Regions from separate parts of the Mus musculus genome. Here region 2 is linked to region 1. The links are chromatin contacts, found by POLR2A ChIA-PET in ENCODE. All regions are on one chromosome and are shown on one strand. Each heading gives the region's core, a stretch centred on a gene start or an enhancer-like site at or near the end of the contact. The rest is flanking DNA. Distances are from core to core; before and after follow the strand shown.

Region 1 (4,405 bases), core at 1,336-3,835:
TCCGTTCTTGTGGTCTTGTGGGCTTTTTTTTTTTTTTTTTGGTTGTTGTTTTGTTTTGTTTTGTTTCGTGGGATGCGTGAATTAATTGGCTTCCCGCAGGCAATACTAACTTTCTACCTGGAAGCCATGCTCTCAGATCCAACTTCAGGAGCCCGGGTTGGATTTCGGCAAACACTGGCTGCAACTATGTAGTCCAGTGGGCAGAGGTTCCGAGGGTCGCCATGTTGAGTTGAAAAGAGAGCATAAAGCACCATCCTTAACGATACGCAAGATTTGAGATTGGGGACATCAGCCTATTTACATGTTTGTTTTTTTTCTGTAAAGAAACTGAGATGTTGGGGGCCAAGGTGACTGACTCCCTAGTTGTTAGACCTGGGGTCTGGCGCCATGAGGATAAGACTGCCCATGGGCCAGCACCAACTGCTTTAAACCCTCAGCTGACGGTTTGCTATCACAAGCCTCTCTGAACTCTCCAGGATTCCGTGGCTTTCCAACCCAGGCCAGATAGGGAGCACTTCCCTGGTGGCCCAGCAGGCCAGTGATAGATGAAAACAGTATGTCATTTGCCTCTGTGTGTGTGTGTGTGTGTGTACACGCGCGCGCACGCGCGCGCGTGATCCTGTCTGCCTCATCAATGCTGGGGTTACAAATGTGTATCGCTATGCCCTCCTTTTATTTTGTCCCCTTCCGCCCCCATCCCATCTCCTTTATGGATTCTGGCGACTCCTGTTCTTAGGCTTGCAAAGGGACTATTCCCCAGCACACATTCATTTTTTTGAGTAAACAGCTCTCTGCAACTGGGTGGCTTTGCAACATTAAGCTTAATACAAGGATTCTCCTGGGAGGTTTTTTTTTTCTTGCTTGTCTAAGGACCCATGATTTGCCAAAGAATAACAGCCCAGACTCAGTATGTAAACGCAGAGTAGTTTTTTGGTTTTGTTTTTTTTAAGATTTTATTTATTAGCCTGGCAGTGGTGGAACATGCCTTTAATCCTAACACTTGGGAGGCAGAGGCAGAGGCAGAGGCAGGCAGATTTCTGAGTTTGAGGCTAGCCTGGTCTATAGAGTTCCAGGACAGTCAGAGCTACACAGTGAAACCCTGTTTATTTATTTAATGTGTATGACTACACAGTAGCTGTCTTCAGATACACCAGAATCCGTTACAGATGGCTGTGAGCCACCATGTGGTTGCTGGGAATTGAACTCAGGACTTCTAGGAAGAGCAGTCAGTGCTCTCAACAGCTGAGCCATCTCTCCAGCCTGCAGTGATATTTTCTGCAGAAGCCCAACATGCTGGGGTCTCCCATTACCAAGATAGAGACAACCAAGCTCACAGGTCTGATTTCCAGGGCAGATGAGCATTATCTTACTCTATCTCTAGGCATTCGGGAACCATGCCCTAAAAGAGATTGTGTGTGTGTGTGTGTGTGTGTATGTGTGTGTGTGAGACCTCGGGGCTGGGAACCAAACTCTGTTCCTCTGGAAGAGTAAAAGGTATTCTTTACCACTGACCCATCTCTCTAGTTCCCGATGGCCTACTTTTAATCTTTATTAGAAGAGCAGGCTGAAGTTGTGAAGAGTTGGTAACAATGGATGGCAGACAGAAGGCAAGCGGGGATAGAGGACTGGGGCTGTGAAGAGCTACAGAAATACAGGCTTTGGTGACTGGAGGGTCCTGACACTCTAGACCCCGGAGTTTAGCGCTACCCGCTGTGGGAACCGAGGGTTTCAGCACCGGCTGTGCTGACTCACCTGCTGCTGCCCACACCTAACGCTAAAGCTGAAAGCAAGGGCTAGAAGACCCAGTAAAATTCGGAGACCTTAAAAGCCTAGACACAAGGCGGGTGTGGTGGTGCACGCCTTTAATCCCAGCACTCCGGAGGCAGAGGCAGGCGGATTTCTGAGTTCGAGGCCAGCCTGGTCTACAAAGTGAGTTCCAGGACAGCCAGGGCTGTACAGAGAAACCCTGTCTCGAAAAACCAAAGGAAAAAAAAAAAAGCCTAGACACGTGGCCTGAGGCCAGCGAGGCCTTGCCTCCCAGCGGAAAGCCACGCCCACACCGAGCCCGCCTGGGGACGCTCCGCCCACTGCCTGCGTGGGCACGTACCATAGAACGCCCTGGCGGGGACGTGATAATTCCGAGAGATTGATACAGTGTGAAAATGCCAAACTGCACACAGCTGGAGCGCGTTTACAGGGTTTGAACCTTAGGGGTGATCGGAACGGCAGGGTCATCACTGGTCTCCAAGCGCGTCAACCCCGCTCTTTACACCCCTCCCCATGTCCGTCACGTGGTACAGACTTAGGGCGGGGCCTGTGGAGACGGAAACCCGAGCAACACTGAGGGGCGGAGCCTATAGCAACGTGGAGAGGAACTTCCGTCAGGGGCGGTGTCTGAGGGGTGGGGCCTCGTTGAAGGCGGAGTGAGACTTGAAGCTGGCGAGGTGGAGCCAATTCCCGCGGCGGGGCGGGGCCTGTGCTGTTGGGCCAGGCTCGCGTTGCGTGAAGCGAACTCTGAGATGGGGCAGGACCTGGGGAGGGCGGGGCCTCGGCCAGCGTAAAGCGGAATTTGCGGAGGGGAAGGCGGGGCCTGCCTTAGACACCGGAACCTCAGCGGGCGAGGCGCACGCAGGCCGGGGTGGAGATCCTGGTAAGGCGGAGTTCGAGCTTCGGCCAGGCAGTCTAATGGTGCATTTTGCACTCTCGGGCCTAATTCCCGTAGCGGAGGGATGCGGGGGCGGGATTAGAACCCCTAGGCTAACTCGCAGTCGCCGAGAGCGCACCTCTTACCCGGATTTGGGAGGTACGGACGATGCATGTCAGGGTCCAGACAGCACAAAAATCATTGCCCTCCAAGATGCATATTTCTGTCTTGAAGAGACACTTAGTTGGAGGCCGCGGGGTTGTCACTTGCAGCCTCTATCGACTTGGGCTGTGACACCCACCTTCCTGCGCACTCCTCCGTGGCTTGGAGGATTGTCTCATCCAGGTTTCTCTTGACCGTTGGGAACGGATTTAGGGATCAGGTGCCTGGGTGAACAGTCTCCTGCGCACCTGGCTGATCCCCTGACTGTTCTCGCAGCTAGGTTAATAGACAGCTACACCCCCACCCCATAACACCAAACCCCCAAGTTAACAGGCTTTGACAGCAAAGGCCTTGTGGCTCTGACTAACCTGTCCTCACCCACAGAGCAGCTTCTAGGGCTCAATCCTCTTGTCCAGGTTCCCCTGGACTGAGCTTAGCATCTTTGTGGACTTAAGAGTTCTGGTCCACAGGGCAGTGGTGGCTTGCCTTTAATCCCAGCACTTGGGAGGCAGAGGCAGGCGGATTCCTGAGTTCGAGGCCAGCCTGGTCTACAGAGTGAGTTCCAGGACAGCCAAGGCTACACAAAGAAACTCTGTCTCAGGAAAAAAAAAAAAAGAGTTCTGGTCCACGTGAAGTTGTCTGGGCCCATCCCCCAGTTAGGCTGCCTGTAACTAGGGTAGTTGGTATCAAATCTGTGGCTGACCTCTCCCTTCCTCTGTAGGAACTGCCTGCCTGATCATGGACCCAGAATGCTCCAGGCTCCTCCCGGCTCTCTGTGCTGTTTTGGCAGATCCCAGACAGCTGGTGGCAGATGACACCTGCTTGGAGAAACTGCTGGACTGGTTTAAAACAGTGACAGAGGCAGGTGAGGACACGGCTTAGAGAATTGTCCATCCACGTGGTGTCTTTACTTCATTTCCTTGAGGCCCTGTGGCTGTGGCTGATCAGGGAGAGGGGAGATGGAGTACTAGGGACTGACCTGAACTGTGGAGTCATGTAGTGACAGTCCCATTGGCTCCGACCACAGTTCACATTAGGAGTTTGCAGAGCACGCACCTACCTTGTTTTGCTGTCTTCTATGTATCTGGCTTGTCTTGAAGAAGTCAGATCTCTGGGTGGGTGTGGTGGGACCTGTCATCTAAAAGCCAAGACAAGAGGACATTAACAACGCTAAATTTGGGTTCAAGGCCAGCCAGAGTTACATCCTTTCTGTGTGGGTGGACCTTAATTTAATCACTGGCATTGTTGTATGTGTTTCCATTTTTTTTTTCTCCTGAAACAGGGTTTCTCTGTGTAGCTCTGGCTGTCCTGGAAATCACTTTGTAGACCAGGCTGACCTGGAACTCAGAGATCTGCCAGTGTCTGCCTCCTGAGCGCTGGGATTAAAGGAGTGCGCACACGACTCTTTTTTTTTTTTTTTTTTTTTTTTAAGTGCTATACTGGTTTTCCTTGAGCATGAGAGTTCCTGGGCAAATGAAAATTTTACCTCTCCTGTTTGATTGGTTGATCATGTTCTTCAGACAGGTTCCATTAGCCTTGTCTTGTCATTAATTCCTTCCTTCATTTCTTCTTTGGCTTATTCTGTTCTTTTTCTTTTCT
Region 2 (4,405 bases), core at 977-3,476, 98 kb before region 1:
TGTGAGAGAGAGACAGAGAGAGACAGAGAGACAGAGAGACAGAGACAGAGAGACACAGAGAAAGTAGAATGGAGGCTGCCAAGTGGTCCAGGAGAGGGGTCTCAAGGAGGAGCCTTAGACCTAAAACACTCGGAAGACACATAGATAGTTTTTGGTGGGAATGGATTAGCCCCTGAGGCTGAGGCTGGAACTGGGGTGAGTTTATTTGGAGAGCAGTCCAGCAGATAGCAGGTAGGACTTTTTCCTTGTCCTTGAGGGACCAGGCTCTGGCAGGAGGAGGAGGGGTTTATAGCAGGAGGTGACGCCATGGGAGCTTTGTCACTCGGGCACAGCCAGCACCATCTGCTTAGGCATCTGCCTACCAGAGGTGGTGCCTCCTAATTACCTGGGGGGAGGGGTCAGGAAGAAGCCTGGGAACCACCATATCCCACTCCCTCCCACCACAGAGGGGTTGCAGTGTCCCACAGGGCCCTCAGAGCAAATGGACCAGAGATCCACTCCTGGGTGGGGTGGGAGGCTGGGGGGTGGGGTGGGGTGGGGAGAGCCTGGCTACACATCAATTCAAAGTCATTTTATTTTATATTTGTGATAGGGTCTCATGTAGCTCAGGCTGGACTCAAACTCACTATTTGCCAAGGAATATTTGGTGCAGAGATGAACCGAGGCGTCATACATGCTAGGCAAACACTTTACCAACTTTGCCAGATGAGGTACATTTCAGGCGCTCTTTTACACGGCAGCAGGGGCTGACCCGATATTCACTCTGTAACTCAGGCTGCCTTTAAATGTTCAGCAATCGTCCAAGCCTGCTACATGGGCTATCATGTCTGTCTTCATTTTGAAAAGAATTTTGTTGAAAGCAGGTGTGCGTATGTGTATGTGCGTGCGTGCGTGCGTGTGTATAAATGTGTGTTGCTCAGGCCAAGTTGCACGTGTGGAGGTCAGAGGGCAACATATTGTTGGTTCTTTCTGACCATGTGGGTCCTGGGAAATAAACTCAAATCTGCCTAGGTGACAGTTGCGTTTGCCCACTGAACCATCTGGCCAGCCCCTGCAGTAAGTCTTTACCTGATCCAGCCTGATGCCTTCTTTTAACCTCCAAGAGAGGGACGGACATTAAGAAGAGTGTAGTAGAGAAATAATTAGAAATGATACTCCGGTCTAAAATATAAACGCTAGGGAGTCGGCGACAGAAGGAACAGCAGTTTATCCGTGGTGGCAGGGTGGGCTCAGACTTCCTTTGAAGGGGGACGCGGAAACTGAAGCCAACCAGACCCAGGGGCAGCCAGGCGGAGAGCCGCCCCCAGCTGCGCTCCCGGAAGATGCAGCAGGCTCGGGCTCGGACCCTGCTCCCACTCCAGGGGACCCTTGGCCATTTCCGGACCCGTAGCCTCTCACCCTACCATTAGGCGCACATTCCTGCCGCCCCCGCTCGTGCTAGGCGCAGGCAAGGCCCCCGCCCGTGGGAAGGGGGCCGTGTGCCGGGGAGGCGGGTCTGGGATGGCGCACAGCTGGGTCACATCTGGTAGGAGTGCGGAGGAACCAAATGGAACAGAAGGTAGCCTTTCATCCTTCGAGGAAAGAGGCTGCTTGAGTGTCTCCTCGCTACGGGGTGCCTGAGGTTTTTGGGGACCAACCCTCCCCATTTAGGAACATGATGCCAAGACAGGCCTGCCTGGGGGAGGAGGGAAGGATGGACCGACGGAGGGACGTAGAATTTTGTCACTGATACCCTTTTGCCTGAACTTCAGGTCCACTCCTAAGACATAAGTATCAGTAAGGGCAGCTCAAAATTAATCGCTCAGGACACACTGCAGGCTACCACTTTGGCTCAGTCAGCACCGTTCCCCAGGGAAGGAAACCCGCTCGGGGACAGGAAATGCACAGCGAGAAGCCAAGGATGTCGCCCGCGGAGGAGCACTGGCCCTATCACCCAGGTCCCAGCTTCGGGGGCGCGTCCTCCACGTGCAGCCGTGGCGGGCGTTGGTCAGGCTGGGTGTCTCCCAGAGCAGCTCCGGAGGGTGACTCGGCGCAGGCGGGACAGGCTCGTGCACAAAGGGGGCGGGTGCCGTGGGTACCCCAGCTGGGTGGTTCCCAGCCCCTTGTCCGTATCCCACGTGGGAAGGAGAGATCTCCCTAAAGGTTACGCCCCAAGGCTAGCAGCCAATTAGCGCGTGGAGGCGTGGCGGGCAGGGGAGGTTTAAGAGTTCCTGAAGCGAGAGGCGCGCAGCTGGACCGGGAGCCTCGGGCAGCCGGACCAGTTGGCACTGGGATAGATATTACGTGCGGCCGCCGGCCACCATGCTCCAGCGGTGCGGCCGGCGCCTGCTGCTGGCGCTGGTGGGCGCGCTGTTGGCTTGTCTCCTGGTGCTCACGGCCGACCCGCCACCGACTCCGATGCCCGCTGAGCGCGGACGGCGCGCGCTGCGTAGCCTGGCGGGCTCCTCTGGAGGAGCTCCGGCTTCAGGGTCCAGGGCGGCTGTGGATCCCGGAGTCCTCACCCGCGAGGTGCATAGCCTCTCCGAGTACTTCAGTCTACTCACCCGCGCGCGCAGAGACGCGGATCCACCGCCCGGGGTCGCTTCTCGCCAGGGCGACGGCCATCCGCGTCCCCCCGCCGAAGTTCTGTCCCCTCGCGACGTCTTCATCGCCGTCAAGACCACCAGAAAGTTTCACCGCGCGCGGCTCGATCTGCTGTTCGAGACCTGGATCTCGCGCCACAAGGAGATGGTGAGACCCAGCGCGGCCTGGGCAGGGGGATGAAGTGGGGATCACCCTCTGGTCCAACTGGTGACTGACGATAGCGGTTCCCGATGCGTTAATTGCTTTGGGTCTATCTGGGAAACGATGACACTGATAAATCCCATTACAGCCCCGTGTGGCTGCTGGGGTTCACTTTGCCTTACTACCCTGGAAGCTTCCTTCCGTGTTGCCCAGGGTCACCCCAGCCACATGCTCTGTGTCTGGATGAGTCGCCTCCAGCTTAGGGCTGGCTCTGTAACGCTTCTCCTAAACACTGGAGTGAATGGCCATATTTGTTCCTAAACTTTTTCGAGCAAATTGGCTCAGTTCCATCCTGGGTCCCCTTCACTCCCCTTCCTTCTTCCTGGGTGGAAGGTACGCCCCCTTGAAAGGGAGGGAGGAAAAGGCATAGCACACCCCTGGACCAGGCAAAGTGAAAGAAATGGGTGCTAGTTCTCCAGACTTGCTCAGAACCCTGACTTCAGTAGCTCAGCTCCCCCACCTCCTGTTAGACCAACTTCATACACATAATAAAAAGACACACCCCACTTTGAAAATCTCCCTGGAGGCTACAACAGGACCGTTGGGGCGGGAGAGCAGAGTGCACTGCGTGTGTGTGTGTGTGTGTGTGTGTGTGTGTGTGTGTGTGTGTGTGTGTGTGTAGGGGTGGGGGTAGATATTTGGTGTGAAGACTAAGACTCACTTTCCTTCCTGACCCAGCCCCAGTGAGACTTCGCTTTAGGACAGTGGAGGTTAAGAGGACAGGCTCCTATCTAGTCTTGGTCAAAGAGGGGCCCTGAGAACCCCACCGTAGCCTCCTGAGAATGAGGCGTCCCTTTCCCAGGGGCTCAGCAGGCCTTCGGGAGGGGGCAGCGGGGGGCCATGGGTTTTGTTTGGCTGTGGTGCCGTTAGGATTCCCAGCGCTAGGCTGCTCTCACGCCGGCCCCTTGGGCAAGGCAACAAAGCCCCTTTCTCCAGCCGAGAAAGGCGTCGGCCTCTTGTGTACAGCTATGCGCTCCATGGGAACCGTTGGCTGGCGTGCTGGCCACTCAGGTTGCCTGGTGATGAGGGGGCCTCTGTGTCCTCCCCCCAGCCCTGAATGACAGCCCTCGTGGGGCACGATCCCTGAGCCAGGGCATTCCCCCACCCCTTCATTCAGCCTTCCTGCTGTGTGATATTGGATAGCATCTATCCCACTCTGGGCCACTATCGGTTCTGAGAAACTCTTATTCAGGGATTTGGGACTCAGTTGGACTGTGTGGTCTGGTGAGAAGCCTAGGGTCTCTCTGATCCTCTCTTGCTCTCAGAAAAGGGAAATACTTTCTAGTGAGGTATTATAAAGTGGACTGTAGAACTTTGGAGGCTCTTGGTGATCCCAGCAGTCATTCTGAATAAGGGGGCCCCCTACCCAGAAAATGCTGCATTTACTGCCATGCTCACCTCCCGTGCACATGACAGGCAAAGCCCCCCTCTTGTGTGCTATGATCAGGGGCTCTTGGAACCTGTAGCAAAGGGCCTGCTCCCCTGTCTGTCCAGGGCGGCTGCAGTCTGATGGAAGGTGAGAGAGGCTCCATTAACCTGGATTGGGGATGAATGGAAGGAAGGCTTCCTGGAGGAGGAGGTTCCATCTGCATCAGAGTCCTAGGGTCCAGGAAGGGCAATC

What was found. ChIA-PET counts read pairs that join two places held with the same protein, here RNA polymerase II (POLR2A).
Region 2: POLR2A ChIA-PET joins it to region 1 with 14 read pairs in Patski. The contact joins the promoter of Lfng here to the promoter of Brat1 in region 1. POLR2A ChIA-PET finds 5 or more read pairs at or near these places in 2 of 5 experiments (Patski and embryonic stem cell).

The regions. Positions count from the first base shown.
Region 1 is chr5:140,702,426-140,706,830 of GRCm38, forward strand. It overlaps Brat1 (BRCA1-associated ATM activator 1), which reads left to right and starts at 2,586. Exons shown (of 14, transcript NM_181066.3): 1 at 2,586-2,650; 2 at 3,528-3,671. The coding sequence starts at 3,545.
Region 2 is chr5:140,605,115-140,609,519 of GRCm38, forward strand. Lfng (LFNG O-fucosylpeptide 3-beta-N-acetylglucosaminyltransferase) reads left to right here and starts at 2,227. Exons shown (of 8, transcript NM_008494.3): 1 at 2,227-2,730. The coding sequence starts at 2,302.